2 separate regions of the Homo sapiens genome follow, and region 2 is linked to region 1. A link is a loop called in an ENCODE intact Hi-C map of the cell type or tissue named here. Cell type or tissue: B cell. All regions are shown on one strand.

Region 1 (8,000 bases):
ATTAGAAATTAGCCAGATGTGTTGGTGCATGCCTGTAGACCCAGCTACTTGGGAGGTTGCAGCAGGAGGTTTGCTTGAGCCCCGGAGGTTGAGGCTGCAGTGAGCCATGTTTACACCACTGCACTCCAGCCTGGGTGACAGGGCAAGACCCTGTCTCAAAAGAAAAAAAATAGAAAATAAAATTTAAAAATGATACCACTTACAAAAACATTTTAAAAAATCAACTACCTAGGAACAAACTGAACAAAAATGTGTAAGACCTTTATGAAGTAAATAACGTAATTTTATTGAGAGACTAAAGGTTTATACCATTTCCAAGGACTCTACGGGTGATTACTGTACAAATGTCAGTTCTCAAATTGGTCCACAGATTCAATGCAATACCATTCAAAATAACCGCAGTTTTTTTCTGTAGAATTTGACAAATGAATTCTAAAATGTATAGGAGAATGCAAAAGATTAAGAATAGCAAGCTACTCTTGGAAGAGGAGGAGGAAAAGCAAGAGGGTGAGGAGGCACTTGCTGTATTCGACATAAGACTTACTATAAACTCACAGTAATTAAAGCAGTGTGATATTATTACAAGCAACACAAATAGAAAAATGGATAGACAAACAGATGAATGTAATAGAAGAGCCCAGAAACACACCCATGCATATAGGGACACTTGTTTTTGTTTTGTTTGTTTGTTTGGAGACGGAGTTTCGCTCTTGTTGCCCAGGCTGGAGTACAATGGTGCCATCTCGGATCACCGCAGCCTCTGCCTCCCAGATTCAAGCGATTCTCCTGCCTGTGGCCCTTTGGGGAGTCCAGACCTAGGAGCTCCCCGAACCAGGGCTCTTACACCCTCTTTGGGACTCTGCAGTTCCTGGTGTCGCCAAGCTTCTGGGAGCCACCACATTCCCTGGTACCATCAGCAGAAGCTGCTCGTGGTATGCCTGGTCCAGCCGCAACCTCACAGGGAGCCAGTGCCCATGCTGGCTCCTGGAGCTGCCCAACCTGCCATAGCTGATGTGCCTGGCTGTGGGCAGTGGCCAGACCCCACACTTGCTCGCTCATGCACCCCTTGCTGCTCTGTGCCTGGCTTACCCTTGGCAGGTGTGGGATCTGGGCTGGTAGCATGAGCTGAGTGCAGCCTGCCAGGCTGAGTGGGCAGAAGGAACCTAGTGGGCCCAAGCAAAACTTGGGCAAAGGCACCACCAGCCACAGAGATTTCTGGCTGGCAAAGCCACATCCCGAGGATCCCATGATAATAGGAGGAGGGGTTTTTGTTGTTGTTGTTTTTCAGACTTGTGGGACAATGACAGAAGGTTAAAGTGGTAATTTAAAAACTCTTTGGAGGGCTGGGTGCAGTGGCTCATGCCTGTAATCCCAGCACTTTGGGAGGCAAAGGTGGAGGATCACTTGAGCCCAGGAGTTTGAGACCAGCCTAGGCAACATGGTGAAACCCCATCTCTACAAAAAATACATAAATTAGCCGGGAGTGGTGGCACATACCTGTGGTCCCAGCTACTTGGAAGGCTGAGGTGGGAGGATCGCTTGAGCCTGGGACCAGAGGTTGCAGTGAGCTGAGATCACACCACTGCACTCCAGCCTCAGTGACAGAGTGAGACCCTGTCTCCCACACACACACACACACACACACACACACACACACACCCCTCTTTGGAATCTCTGATTTAGTATATGATTTAGGCACAACTCTCCCTTTCATACACACCAAATACCTTATGACATTAAAACATTTATCACTGGGCTGAATGAGAGTTAATTTTGTTTTGATAGATGTTTCAGATTCTTTTACAGTCCTCACACAATGTTTACTGTGAACCAGGCACCGTTCTAAGGACTTTACCTGTATTAATTCTCTCAACAATGCTGTGACGTCATCCTCATTTTACAGATGAAGAAAACAAGGCACTGAGAGCTTGGTTAAGTAACTTTGCTGAGGTCGCAGAACTGGAATTTGAAGCCTGGCAGTCTGACTTTAGAGTCCATATTCTTAACTGAGGTGCTAGACTGCATCTTTCTTTGGAAAAAAGGGAAGAGGATATCATAAATTCGGGAACTTCCTCAGGCTTCTTCTGTTAGCTTACAAACTATGGTTAGCATTTTCATATGACATACGAGAACAATTATCTCCTCCTCTACTTTATCCCTATTGCTTAATCCTTTGGCTTTTCAGTAACACCCAAAGACAACCAGTCATTCTCTCCAGTGAGTCTCAGAGTTAAAAATTTAGCTGTCTTCAATAAGAATGATACATTGGACTTTGGGGACTCGGGAGCTCAGGGGTAAGGGGAAGGCTAATGAGGGACAAAAGACTACACATTGGATACAGTGTACATTGCTCGGACGCACCAAAATCTCAGAAATCACCACTAAAAACCTTATTCATGTAACCAAACGCCACCTGTTACCCCCAAAAATCGATTGAAATAAAACAATAATTTAAAAAAGCACATACCCCCCAAAACATAGTTGACCTCAGCTTAAAAAAAACTAACATACATTTGTTATTTTAAAAAATATTGCATAGTTTATTTGCATTCATTGGTCAGCATCCTCAGTTATGTCTGCTTTGAAAGAAAAATCCGCTGAGGTTTTAAGTTAATGATCCAAGATATCCAATTAAGATTTTCAGCTTTGAAAAATATGGAAATACGGTACAGCTGTGTACTGGATGTGCTGTGCTACTGTTAAGTTCCAGCACTTTAAGGAACGTTTCAGGAGTGACTAATACACTAATTCATTACCAGAGGTCACAGAGCTGTCATAATTGACAGTGTTCTTTGAGTACGAAAAACCGGAAAACGATGCAACTTCCAAAGCACGGAGGATGGAGACTGGTATTGGAAAGTAACTTTTCTGCTGGGCTCAGGAGTTTTTATATGCTCAAGCTATAGACAACTGTACCAACGCAATAGACTAATGTAATCTAACTATTCTACAAACGGCCACACCTACCCAGACTAACTGGAAAACAATAGTTTATAACTGGAATTAAATAGTTGCTGTTCTTTAATTAATGAGATCGGTGTTCTTGAAAAGCTACAGCGTACGAACTCTACCCTGGTCCATATCTGCTTTTTAAAGCCTTCCCCAGAACCGCTCTCACTTCAGCCTTGGTGCCTTCCCGGATATACCCTCCAGAGGCTTCCCCGGTCCCCATCCTGGACGTCAGCCTCTGCACCTAGAGGCCGGCTTAGAGGGAAGACGGGCAGAGGCGGGGGAGACAGGAGAGAGAGAAACGGTCTATTCCTCCTTAACTCCGGGCCCCCTCGAGGGCCTCACCCCTCCTCCCGGGGGCTGAGATTGGAGAGGAAGTGGGAAGGCTCCAATCTGTTCCTCACTCCAGCGCCCTCATGCCCCCACCCTTCTCTTCAGCTCGGGGCTTCGGCGCGCCTCGTCCCCGCCCTTCGCCCCGGGAGAGGAGCGGGCGGCGTGGGAGGGCTCGCGGAGAAAGGCCCAGGGGAGTGGACGACCTCCGCCCGGCAGCCACATCCTCAGCAGCAGAGACCCGGAGCCATCCGCCCGCGGGCGAGCCAGGCCCGAGGGCAGCCCCGGAGACCGCGGTGGCCGGATGCGCGGGCGCGTCACTTCCGGGCGGTGCAGCGGCGGCCGCTTGGAAGATGGCTGCGCCCTGTGGCTCGGAGCTGCCCGCCAACTCGCCGCTAAAAATTCCGAAGATGGAGGTGCTTTCCCCGGCTTCTCCTGGTGGCCTGAGCGACGGAAATCCATCGCTGTCCGACCCTTCCACGCCTCGGGGTGCCTCCCCGCTCGGGCCGGGCAGTGCGGCGGGCTCGGGGGCAGCGGCGTCCGGGGGTCTCGGGCTGGGGCTGGGGGGCCGCAGCGCCGCCTCGTCCTCGGTCTCCTTCTCCCCTGGTGGCGGCGGTGGCGGGGCTGCGGCAGCCGCCGCCGCCGCCTGCCGGGGCATGTCGTGGACGCCAGCCGAGACGAACGCGCTCATCGCAGTGTGGGGCAACGAGCGGCTGGTGGAGGCGCGGTACCAGCAGCTGGAGGGAGCCGGCACGGTGTTCGGCAGCAAGGCCCCCGGGCCAGCCATGTACGAGCGCGTGTCCCGGGCCCTGGCCGAGCTGGGCTACGAGCGGACCCCGTCCCAGTGCCGGGAGCGCATCAAGGTAACCGGCCGCCCGGCCTGGGGCAGCGAACCAGAGGCAGAGAGAAGGCGGGGAAGCGGGCCTCGGGGGCGGGGGCCGGTCTGAGGGCAGGGCTCTCCTCCGGGGCCCGGTGGGCGATTCGCATCTCCTCCGCCTTTTTCTTCTCTCCCTGGGAAGGGGGCTTTTTCCCAGATGGCCGCCAGCCCGTAGGTTTCCTGAGTTTGAAGTTGGGCGTGCCTGCCGCCGCCCCTCTTTCTTGCCAATTGAGATGTTCCTGCGCTCTGAAGTTGGTAGTTTCTCATTGTGCGCCGTGCGGCAGTCCCCGTGCCGCTGGCGCCTCTTGCCCCCACCGCCGGGGCCCCTCGCTTTGTTCCAGGCGGAGGGGCTCCCAGGCAGAGGCTTACCGGCCGGGGCAGGATTGAGGAAGGGCAGAAGGGGGGGGCATTGAGCCCCTAGTTTAGGAATAGTTAATAAGTGGCCGTAGCGGAGCCATAGAAAAAGCGCCTTGGGACGACTGGCCTTTGTGTCAGTCGCTTTGCTTCTATCTTGAGCTACGAAGGACGAGTAAGACTAGAGATGCTTTGGAGAATTGGAAAGGCTTGATTGTAGCCAGATTGTGTATTGTTACCGCGGAGTTAGTGTACACCATAAAAGTTAGCTTGGCCAAGAGTTGGTCTGGAATTTGGATTGTCGATGCCTCCAGAGTTAGATTGGCTTGAGGCCCTGCGGTTTCTTAGGAAGCTCCTTCAGGAAAGCCAGTTTTTCCCTGCTTCAGTTTCTGTGCCGGATGTGGTGACAAGTAGAACTCTCAGTGTGCATCTGGCCGTCCTTGTGTACCTGCATGTTTAAATGCAGAGGCTTAATTTGGGCTAGAAATCTTAGCCAGGTTAAGATTTTGCTACTAGAACTGACTCTAGGCTTTCATATTTGTATTATTGGCAGATAAGGAGTTGTATTTTAGTTAAGCTCATTTCCTCATCGTAGTGGCTGCTAAAAAGATTGTGATAGGATTCTCCCAGTTTTTACTGAACTACTTATCCTATTATCTGTGCACTTCTTTTCTGATACAGCTGGCACTTTTTCTGGGAACTTCTTGAGGGGGGATAAAAACCACCAAGAACAATTATAAAATAAGAATGATCACACTAAAGAGCAATAATAAAGTCTAATAGGCGCAATCATGAGTTAGAGTAAGCTAAAGGAGGGAAATTGCACCAAAGTTCTCCAGGTCTTGGCTCCAGTAGTATTTCTTTGGGGATGTTGTTGCTTAGAAAACTGGGTCCACAAACTAAGATATTTAAAACCTACTATTGTTCAAGGAATTTGCCACCCATTAATTACTCCATTACAAATTTAAATTAGTGTATTTGATAACATTTATCTTTGGGACTTCTTAAGCTTTCTCTTTTTTTAACAAAGACATTAAAGTAGTAGCTAATAGGACAAAGCTACTCTTCTCTGAATCTCATTTGTTCTATTCAACGTCATTAAGGTTAAATTTTAATTTTTATTTATTTATATTTAGAGAGAGGATCTCCCTCTCTTGCCCAACCTGAAGAACTCCTGGGCTCAAACAATCCTCCCCAGTAGCTAGGACTGCAGGCATGCCCCACCACACCTGGCTCATTAAATTTTTTTTTTTTTTTTTTTTTTTTTTAAGAGACAGGGTCTTCTACGTTGCTCAGGCTGGTTTTAGCTCCCTGGTCTCAAGCTGTCCTGCCTCAGTCTCCCAAAGCACTAGGATTACAGGCGTGAGCCACCGTGCCCAGCCAAGGTTAAATTTTTGGGAGACTTTTTGTACTGTCTTGGCTAGCGTCTATCCATGACCTCTTCTTGAGTTTAGAAGTGCATTTTAGGCATTTTAAACTGTTTCAGCTTGATTGATTTCTGTCTGTAGAAACTTCCCAATCACGCAGAAAAAGTGTGTTGTCAAAACCTCACTGAATATAAATCTCTCCATAAAATTGTTTCTCAACCAGGGAGTATCTAATTGGGTTGTTTCATTGTCCAGTTATGAGAAGGATAACTTAAAGCAAGAAAAGGAGATTTATTTGAATAATTTTTAGAAGAGGATTGGTTTACCTGTGTCCAGACAGGTAAAACCAAGTTGACCTCAAGCTCTTAGGGTATTTTGGGAATGTGCTGATGAGTATGGGTTCTCTGATCCATAGTAGCTGTTAACAAGGAGGGCAGATAACTGTTTTGTGTTTTAAAGTGCTCTACTCTTTATGTGATTTCAATCAAAGAACCCAGACTTTTTCATTAGTAATGTTGAGTGTTCCTGCCAGAATGATAAGCTCTCTAAGGACAGGTTCTGGTCTCTCTTACTCACTGCTGTACTAGCATATAGTAGACACTACATTTTTTTTAATTTGTTTTATGTTTATTTTTAATGGAGGCAGGGTTTTGCTCTGTTGCCTAAGCTGGAGTGCAGTAACGTGATCATAGCTCACTGCAGCCTTGAACTCCTGGACCTAAGTGATGCTCCCACCTCAGCTTCCTGAGTAGCTAGGACTACAGGCATTTACTACCACGCCCAGCTAATTTTTAAATTTTGTATTTTTGTTTTTTTAGAAGCAGGGTCTCACTGTGTTGCCTAGACTGGTCTCAAACTCCTAGAATCAAGCGATCCGCCTGCCTTGGCCTCCCAAAGTGCTGGGATTATAGGCGAGAGCCACCACATCCGGCCTTATTTAATTAATTCACCAAATAAAGTCTAGAAAGAGAATATTGGAAAATATAAAAATCTGCAGCAGTATTATTCAATAATACTGCTGTTTAACGAAAAAACAGACTTTGGAACCCAGTCTGAAGAATACTGCATTTAAGGAGATTTAGTGTGAATGTAATCTTCAGCACAGAAGCAAATGTGGTCACTGAAATCATATTCCTACACAATTATGAAGTGGATGTTCAAGTAACTCAGATTATGCTTATGAAAATAAAACTGCTATCTTAAAATCTCAGAGAATCTCAAACCTCTGAAAAGAAGTCATTAGATCCCAGTTTCAGAAATGCAGATTTAAAACAAGTAGTTCAAAAATCTCTTTCACTTTGTGTTGATGAGAACTACAAAAAGAAACTTAGTAATACTTTTTGCTTTAGATTTTACAAAATAGAAGCAAAGTAGTAAGATGTGGAAAAGGAAAAGGAGGAACTTCTTACGCAGACTAAAGTACATGTGAACTCAATGTCAGAGGCTCACAGAGAAGGAATATGTGTGAGTCAATTACATTTCTGGGCTAATATATTTGAAATTCCTGTCAAAAATTCAATTATGAGCCGGGTACAGTAGCGCTTCCCTGTTGTCCCAGCTACTTTAGAGGGTGAGGTGGGAGGATCGCTTGAGCTCATGAATTTGAGGCTGCAGTGTGCCATGATCATAGCACCTGTAAATAGCCACTGTACTCCAGCTTGGGCAACATAGTGAGACCTGGTCTCTTAAAAAAAAAGAATTCAACTATGAAAACCCAGTAAATAATTTCTTCTAACTTTAAAAGGAAGAGCTATATAGCAACTTTAATTTTTCCATGCAAACCTTCCTTTAGTCAGATAATTTCTGATTAGCAGCCTTCCTCACATTGTATAAAGGATCAGAAAGCTGAGCCTTATTGCACCCTTTTCTGACCACCTTCCTGAATCACCTTAAAGCATGTCACTTACCTTCTTTGGACTGTGCCTTGGTCCTCTTATCTATACAGTAAAAATACTAAAATTATAAGTATTGAAATTGAATTAATAATTTAACTCTTGGATTTTGAGACTAACATCCTACTTTTTAATACTGTCTAAATGAACATGTTTCTAAGCACACAAGATTTTAATTTACAGTCAGATATGAAAATTTGTTTATTGCTGCAAAGTTTGATTTTGATGTCT
Region 2 (8,000 bases), 53 kb after region 1:
TTCAGAACCCCCCCACAGTGGGGGTGGCCACACTGAAACTGACTGACGTCCACCCCTCAGATACTGGAACCTACCTCTGCCAAGTCAACAACCCACCAGATTTCTACACCAATGGGTTGGGGCTAATCAACCTTACTGTGCTGGGTAAGGCAGACTGGGGATCCACGAGCCACATACTCTTTCACATACTTGGGGCGTTTGCACTGGTCTTGCTAAATCTCTGGTTTCTGACTTTTAGCCCAAGCACACAACTGCACTGGGGGCCCCAAGTGAAAATACTCCCTTTCCAAGTCTTCTAATTCAGATGGTCATACTCCAACTCCACCCTCCACCGAGAGCATCTCCTCCATCAGAGCCTAATAACAGAGTGTGTGAGAGAAAGTCCTTCCCATACATGGGGATCTGAGCCTGCTCCCAGCAGCTCCATCATGGGGGAGGCTCTCATCGGTAGTTGGATTCTGTCCCTCCCAAGGTCAATGGCAGAGAAGGGGAGTGGCCACCAAAGGAACAAGGGCCCCTATTACTGAGCACCAACTTCGTGCTCAGAGCTTCTGTCTCACCCCAAACTAGAGCCTTTTCAGAGATGAGCAACCAGAAAAACTATCACAGAGACTGGCAGTGTTTAGATGGAAAAGAGAAGGCCTCGGATGGGTGTATTACTGCTGGATTCAACTATCCAAAGGGCTGTCATGTGGAGGAGAGATTTTAATTTCTCTTTGTGGGCCCAAAGGGCAGGAACTGAAACCAATGGGTGGAGGTTATGTTAACACACATTTTGGCTCAACATGAAGAAGAATTTTCTCTAACAATCAGAATTTCCAATAGTGGAAATCCCTCAGTTCCTGGGGATGCAGTGGTGTGTGGACCCAAGAGGACCACTGTTTGATAGGGGTATTGAAGTAGAGAATGTAGCACCTAATGGAGTTGGGAGTGGGGCTGGAAGATTGCTGAGGAACTTTCTGTTTTTTTTTTTTTTTTTTTTTTTTTGCAGTTCCCCCCAGTAATCCCTTATGCAGTCAGAGTGGACAAACCTCTGTGGGAGGCTCTACTGCACTGAGATGCAGCTCTTCCGAGGGGGCTCCTAAGCCAGTGTACAACTGGGTGCGTCTTGGAACTTTTCCTACACCTTCTCCTGGCAGCATGGTTCAAGGTAAGGGCCCAGGGCATCAGGAAGAGGGTACTGGAGACCTGGGCAAATCTGGTCTCTAAATCCCACACACCCGTATTATCCGTTCCATGACTAGGGGTATGACACAAACCACTATACCTTTCCCTGTCTCTTCCTTGGCTTCCTGTATTGTTCCCTCCTGCCTGTCTTTCTGCAGTCTGTGGCTGCATGATCCTGGGGGTATTTCTCAAGCTGAATATACTGCTGATATCCTGGAAGAGAGTAGAGGGCAGGGAGCAATCTGATGATGACCACCCATCTGCCTTGGGGAGATTTCTTTTAGGTTTCCTAAGGGTCGTGGACCACTTCCAAACTTCCTAGAGAGGAAACTGAGGCAGAGTAGCATGGACTGGCTGGAATCTTTTAACCAGTTTCTTTGGAGGAGCCTTAGTTTCTTGGCTTCCTCTTCCTGGATCCAGTTCTCTCTCCAGCCCCAGCAAACTCCTTTATCAATCCAGAAATGAATGACCCACCCCCAGATCACCTTCCTGGTATGTGCTCTGCCTTCTAAGGCAAAGGTAAACAGTTTAGAAAAGCATTTGTGTCAGCTTAGAGCCACCCTACAGGATGCAGTTTCTAGCAATCAAGCCTTTTACCCCAAACCAGGAACCTGACATCAGCCAGTAAGCACCCCACCCCGACTCCATTGCCAGTTTCTGAATCCTTCATGAGTGTGCAGTCCTCCTCCTCCCAAAAAGGCAGCTATGTAGGGTGGAAAGAACAGGTAAGTTGTAGCAGCTTTGGAATTCCTCTCTGGGTCACCTCAGACACACTACTTCCTTCTTCTGAACCGGTTTCCTCCCCAGTGAAAAAAAATTAGTTGCTCCCTGACAGGATTGTTATAAGGATGACATGAAATGTGCTGTCCTCGTAGAGCTGCTCACTGAGTTGAATGAGTCGTGGAACACTTCCTCTTCATCCTCTAGATGAGGTGTCTGGCCAGCTCATTCTCACCAACCTCTCCCTGACCTCCTCGGGCACCTACCGCTGTGTGGCCACCAACCAGATGGGCAGTGCATCCTGTGAGCTGACCCTCTCTGTGACCGGTAGGGATGCTGGGTGGAGGCCAGGCCAGCAGCCTTGTGTTGGGGAAGCTGTCGGCTGGTGGGCCGAGGAAAGCCTGCAATTCTGAGTGAGGGTCCTGTATCTCCTTAGAACCCTCCCAAGGCCGAGTGGCCGGAGCTCTGATTGGGGTGCTCCTGGGCGTGCTGTTGCTGTCAGTTGCTGCGTTCTGCCTGGTCAGGTTCCAGAAAGAGAGGGGGAAGAAGCCCAAGGAGACATATGGGGGTAGTGACCTTCGGTGAGCAGGAGGGCTGGGGGGTGGCGCAAGGAGGGAGGAAAGGGCTTGAGTTAAAAGCGGGTGCCTGCAACCCTCAAACTCCGACATCATTCAGTGTGTTTAGGGGCAGGAGGTGTTGTTCAGCCGTGGAATTTGCTGGTGGCAGCAGTGTAACCTGTGTATTTGAGGGTACAGGCAAGCGGTACAGGGTGGAGTGGCTGGTCCACAAGCTGTGGCAGGGAAGCTGTTTGCAGGACTGCCCTGCCCCTCCTCATATTTAATAAAGTTTACTTTTCTGTTCCGAAGGTATTTTCATATATTTTAACCACCTGGGAGTAGTAGTGGCTTGTAGATGCCAGGAAATGGATTTGTCCTGAGCAGTCAGCTGAGTTCAATTCTTCTGTGGAGGAAATCAGGAAAGGGGAGGGGAAACTGCCTCTGTCATCCACTTTAGCTGCCAGTCAGGGTCTAGGATAGGGATCAGAGCAACATTTCTCCAGGTGGAGTCCTCAGATTACCTGGACAGAAATCACCGGGAACTAGTTATACATTCAGATTCAGGCCACTTCTAGCCTTCCTGTAGTTGTGCGTTGGGGAGTGATGAGGCCCAGAAATTTCATTTTAACCAAAGTTCCGCAGATTATTCTCAAGCACAGTGAAATTTAAGAGTCCCCAGGTTAGAGGACGGCCCTCCTCCGCAGGAGGCTTCTACTGTTCACTCAGAACTTGCCTATACCCATCAGGGAGGATGCCATCGCTCCTGGGATCTCTGAGCACACTTGTATGAGGGCTGATTCTAGCAAGGGGTTCCTGGAAAGACCCTCGTCTGCCAGCACCGTGACGACCACCAAGTCCAAGCTCCCTATGGTCGTGTGACTTCTCCCGATCCCTGAGGGCGGTGAGGGGGAATATCAATAATTAAAGTCTGTGGGTACCATACTGTCTCCTTCTTCTTTCTGCTGGTATGGCGAATTCCTCTAGGCGGCTCAGAGTATTAACAGTAAGAGAAGGAATGGGCTTGAAGTCCGAGAAAAGGTAGGCAGGAAGTTTGGTCGGGTCAAAGGGGTGGGTTTCAACCTAGGTGCCCCTCCACTTCACCCCACCAGCCCCCGATTGTTGGTTTCTGGTTTGGCCCAAGGAGGCTTGTTCAAGTTGCAAGCGGAGGCCTTGTGCACCCAAACTCCCTCCCCCGGCACCCTCTGAACACTTGGACATTCCTCTTTATTGTTCACATTCCAACCCAGCACAGTCACATGCACACACGGAGATCAGAAACCTTTCGGCCACAGCCCCAGGAGCCCGGCGGGGGGGAGGGCGGGACCGACAGGGGCGGGGCGGGGCCGTGGAAGACTCCTCCTACCGAGCCTCCCAGGCGCTCGGCGTTTGCATAAACAAGAGAGCTGGAGAGGCTGCCCTCAACAGTGCGCTGGGGAAAGGGGAGGGAACGTGACAGGCAGGTGTGGGATAGGGACTTCTCTTCCGGTCAGAGCAAGGGTCGTCCGAAACCAAAACAACCCTCTTCCCTTCATCTCGCCCCGGATCCAAAGTCTTGGGGCTAGGCTGGGGCGGGAGTGGCACGGAGATGTAGGGCGCCCCTTTTAGCTGCGCACAGAACGAAAGAACTCGTTTTTTCTTTAAGTGAGTGTGCTTGGGTGACGCTTAGGGCGCCCTCCGCAGTGCGCGCAGGAAAGCGCACTGAGGCTGCGGAGGCAGAGCTGCATGCTGGGTGCGGGAAGAGGTGGGCGAGAAGCAAAAGAAGGAAGATTGGGAGCGCATGGTTTAGGGTGGGGTGGAGTGGAAGGGCAAATGGGGACCATACTAGACTGCAGAACTAACTAAAAGGGCACGGACTCAGCGACTCCGCGACGGAGCCTGCCTGGGTGAGGGAGTCTCTGGGACGCAGGGGGCTCCTGTAGCTGGCAGGTTGCTGGGCAGGAGGGGGTCACAAACACGGCAGGGAAGTCTCGTCGCTGCGAAGGGGACGCGGCATCCATCTCTCCTCGGGAACTGAGGAGAGAAAAGGTCTGAGAACCTGCCCTCTTCTGCTACTTCCTCTTCCCCCCACCCTTCCCCCTTTCAGTACCAGGATTCTTTGGGCGGTGAGTGCCAGAGGGCCCCAGTCACCCAGAACCCCCACCCCGAGTCAAAGCGCTGAAATGAGCCCCGCGGCAGGTACGTGTGCGCGCCGCGATGTATTTCTGCCCCTTGGCCGGGCTTGTGCAGCCAAATGGGGTGGCTGCGCATGTCTTGGTCCAGGTATGTCCCCGTCGCAGCCTCGGGCGTCTGGATGTATCAGAAAACCCGCAGGGGCAGGGTGCATTTTCCCCGGCTGGGAGGGGTGAGGGTGGGCAGAGGGAAGGGCTGGGGATTCGATCCTTTTCTCCCACTCACGGGTCCCACCCCGCCGCCTAGGGGCCGTGTTCATTACCTTTGAAAATGCTCAGTTCTTCTTCGGTCCAGGGCGGGGCAGAAGGGAGGATGCAGAGGGAGAAACAGGTGAGCTCCTGGAATCCGCGCAACCTTCAGCCTCTTCCCACCCACCTCCCATCTCGGATTTCTATCCCCCAACCCTTAGCTCCCTCCACGCCCCCTGCACCTCCAACCCGCCCTTATTCTCCCCCTGCTCCTGGGGAGGGCTGGGGAAGGGCAGCTGTCAGCCAGCCGCGCGCCGCCCGCCTCACCTGGCCTAGTCTCCGCTGGGGCCGCCGCCCGCGCCTCCCCGGGCCACCCCAGCTCCGCCAGGCCCCCCAGGGCCCGGGCCCTTCCGGCCGCGCTCTCCGCTCTTTATCTTCTTCCGCGCCATGTGGCCCCGAAAACTCGCCTGGATTTTGGCGGCGGCCGCGTTGGCGCCGGGATCGTCCAGCGGGATGTCTAGAATGTCGTCGTCCGGCTTGGAGCAGGCGTTCTCCTGGGGGCGAAGCAGGGGGGTTCTTGTGGGGTCACTGGGTCTTGATCCGCGGGAGTGGGGTAGGAATAGAGCCCTGAGGGACAGGGACTATGGCGACGCGGGGGTGGGAGGTACAGAGAGGGGTGTCGAGCCTGGAGCAGGGCTATGGCAGGGACACTCACTGGGGCATGGGCAGCGACAGGCGAAGAAGGTTCAGGGCCAGGTGGACAGTCATGTCTCAATTCAGGAAAGAGAAGTGCAGGCAGGATTGGGTGCGGGAGAGCCAGGCCCATCACCAGCACCGAGTTAGGGGTCTGCAGAGCTGATTGGAGGGTGGGTTTGGAGGGGCAAGGAAAACAGCAGCAGGCACTCCTGGAGTGGCCGCCTGTCCCCCTGCTCTCAGAGGGTACCTCCAGCTCAGAAGGACCCAGTCTGAGTCCAGGGTTTTCCGTGGAGAGGATGGAGAAGCCTCAGTCCGCCAGCCCTCTCCCCAGTAGAAATGCAGAAAGCTCACAGCTGGAATTAGGGAGAGGATGGGGATACTAGTCAGTGAGCCAGCCTCCCCCGACCTAAGGCTAGAGGCCCAGAGATTGTTTTCCCATTGACTCTTCATTTTCCACTGCCCAAGGATGAACTCAAACACAGGAGATAGGAGATGATTTGGATGAAGTGATAAAGAAAAGGCTTCACTCCAAGAAAAAAAAGAAAAAGAAAAGAAAATGAAAAGACCTGCAGGAGCAAGAAGCCCTTTCCAGGGTGTGCTTATGAGGAAGAAGGGAATTATGGTGATAGCTACCACTTAAGCACTTACCTTGTTCCAGGTGCAATAACGGTGTTTTACAGGCATTATTTTATTTAGTCCCCCAAAATAAAGCTATTACGTACCTTTTTATCATTACCCCTAATAAAACTAATGATTAGACTGTTTAAAAACCTACCTGGGTCATACGGACAGTTACCAGTGGACCCAAGATTCAAACCTTTGTATTTCAGAGTCCAGAATATATATTTTTACCCCTACTTTGTAGGATAAGAAAATGCAGCCCAGTCAACCAGCCAAGGTCTACCATTTGCTATAGGTGTGTGGCCTTCGGCAAGTTATCTAATCTTTTCCTATCTCAGCTCCTTCCTCTAAAATATCAGGATAATGGTATCCACCTCTATGGGTCGTGGGGAAGAATAAACAGCATGATATGCATAAAGTCTCTTGCACAACCTAGCTGCTCAATAAATGGTAGCTTTTATGCTTGTCTTAAAAATAACATTAAGTTAATGTGAAATAGTCATTTTTGTAGGCCAAAAGTGGTCATATAATAACAATTTCATATGGTTCAACCTAATAATAATCAGGCCCACCTCTATGCCCCAAACTAGGTTTCTGCTTCTCTGACAGCCTGCCCTGGCTGAAAGTAGAAGGCGTGAGGGGATTGATGGTATAGATTGCAGAGGAAAGGCTATGGAACGGAGAGGAATTCAGCCTCTGAGCCCTTTTGTTGCATTAACATTACTTGCAGTATTAGTGTGGGTCAGGATGGGGATGGTTACTATGAAGTTAGAAGGACATTTCTCCTTTGATCTGGCTCACTGGCTTCTAGGAATTTGCCTCCTTCTTTTTTTTTTTCTTTTCATGAAGTCTTCCACTGCTTTGACTATCTTTTTCTTCTAGGACACGAGATGACCAAGGTTTCACATAATAATGGTAATTCAGTTCTGCACATTAGCTCTCCCTGCCATCATCCATCCGGTTCATAGAAGTGGACAGGATATGAGGAAGGCTTCAGTGATCACTGTCCTAGCCAGATTCTGCCCCAGGACCACAAGCTTAAACTCCAGATGCCCAAGCCCCGGCTTATAAATGGTTCCCCTCGCCATGTTTCCCAAGGTTAGCCTCATTTCCTGGGCTTCACATTCTTCAATTCGTGCTCAAGATGCCCATAATCGATTTAAACACAGTTAAAAGGAGTTACATTTTGGTAGAAGAGTCAAAAAAACAGAAAGAAAAAAAGAGTTACAAAAAGGCAGGTATGGTTGTGGAAAGGCCAAACACAGGTCTAGGGTGCTCAGAAAAGACTCCTTTGGAATGTTTTATTCTTAGAGCTCAAGTCTTTCTTGGGATATCCTCAGGGAACAGTGAGGCTTCTTCTCAAGAGGGTGACAACCATAAAAAAGCATTCCTGACCTACCTTTCCTCCTTGGCCTCGCAGCTGTGGAGGAGTGGGAAGGTTGAGTGGAGGAAGGGATATCTGCCTCCAACCACGCTAGACCCGACCTGCTGTCACCGCCCGCCCCAGCTGGATCCAGAATGGAAACCTGGAATAGCAGGCAAAGCCACCCCCGACACTCCATGTTCCTCCCCAGAACCAGCTCCCTCTCCTACCAGCTGAATTTTCAGGACAGAGCTGCCAGGTGGCCAGTCCACAGGTGGAAGTGGAAGGAGATTGAAAGGACCTGGGAAGAGGTTCATTGGTCATGGTGCCTGGCTGGTGCTTTCCAAAGCCAAGGTTGCTGGTGTGTGCCTGACAGTTCCATAGGAAGTAGGGACTTCTGGGAGGGAGGAGGAGGTGGAAGGTGCCCTGGTCAGCAAAGTGGGGTCCAAGCCTTCTAGTCCCAACTGGGCACATCACTTCATCTCTGAGAGTCTCATTTTCTTCAGCCACAACTAATGA

Evidence for each region. Peaks named below come from ENCODE experiments on the same cell type or tissue, not always from the same donor. Only the 100,000 strongest peaks of a DNase experiment are listed, where the experiment ranks them.
Region 2: a loop joins it to region 1, with 10 times the contacts of the local background. A loop is called at or near these places in 18 of 110 quality-filtered maps.

What each region holds. Positions count from the first base shown.
Region 1 is chr11:124,796,013-124,804,012 of GRCh38, reverse strand. It overlaps MSANTD2 (Myb/SANT DNA binding domain containing 2), which reads left to right and starts at 3,607. Exons shown (of 4, transcript NM_001308027.2): 1 at 3,607-4,142. The coding sequence starts at 3,633. MSANTD2-AS1 (MSANTD2 antisense RNA 1) reads right to left here and starts at 3,585. Exons shown (of 5, transcript NR_103862.1): 1 at 2,757-3,585; 2 at 1,856-2,029. RefSeq lists silencers at 3,255-3,924, 3,965-4,204, 4,605-4,684, 4,915-4,964 and an enhancer at 3,421-4,028. In B cell, CTCF peaks have their summits at 3,781 and 3,980; a DNase peak (open chromatin) is centred at 3,502; H3K4me3 peaks cover 2,555 bases; H3K27ac peaks cover 2,575 bases.
Region 2 is chr11:124,742,858-124,750,857 of GRCh38, reverse strand. NRGN (neurogranin) reads right to left here. Exons shown (of 4, transcript NM_006176.3): 2 at 5,129-5,355; 3 at 4,876-4,893; 4 at 3,648-4,454. The coding sequence ends at 5,134. It overlaps VSIG2 (V-set and immunoglobulin domain containing 2), which reads left to right. Exons shown (of 7, transcript NM_014312.5): 3 at 1-144; 4 at 992-1,150; 5 at 2,095-2,214; 6 at 2,324-2,468; 7 at 3,191-3,384. The coding sequence ends at 3,323. It overlaps NRGN-AS1 (NRGN antisense RNA 1), which reads left to right and starts at 3,893. Exons shown (of 4, transcript NR_197587.1): 1 at 3,893-4,085; 2 at 4,528-4,619; 3 at 4,860-4,943; 4 at 5,963-6,596. RefSeq lists a silencer at 3,654-3,913 and enhancers at 3,880-4,413, 4,948-5,481. In B cell, CTCF peaks have their summits at 3,897 and 4,099; DNase peaks (open chromatin) are centred at 2,001 and 3,957; H3K4me3 peaks cover 1,681 bases; H3K27ac peaks cover 1,067 bases.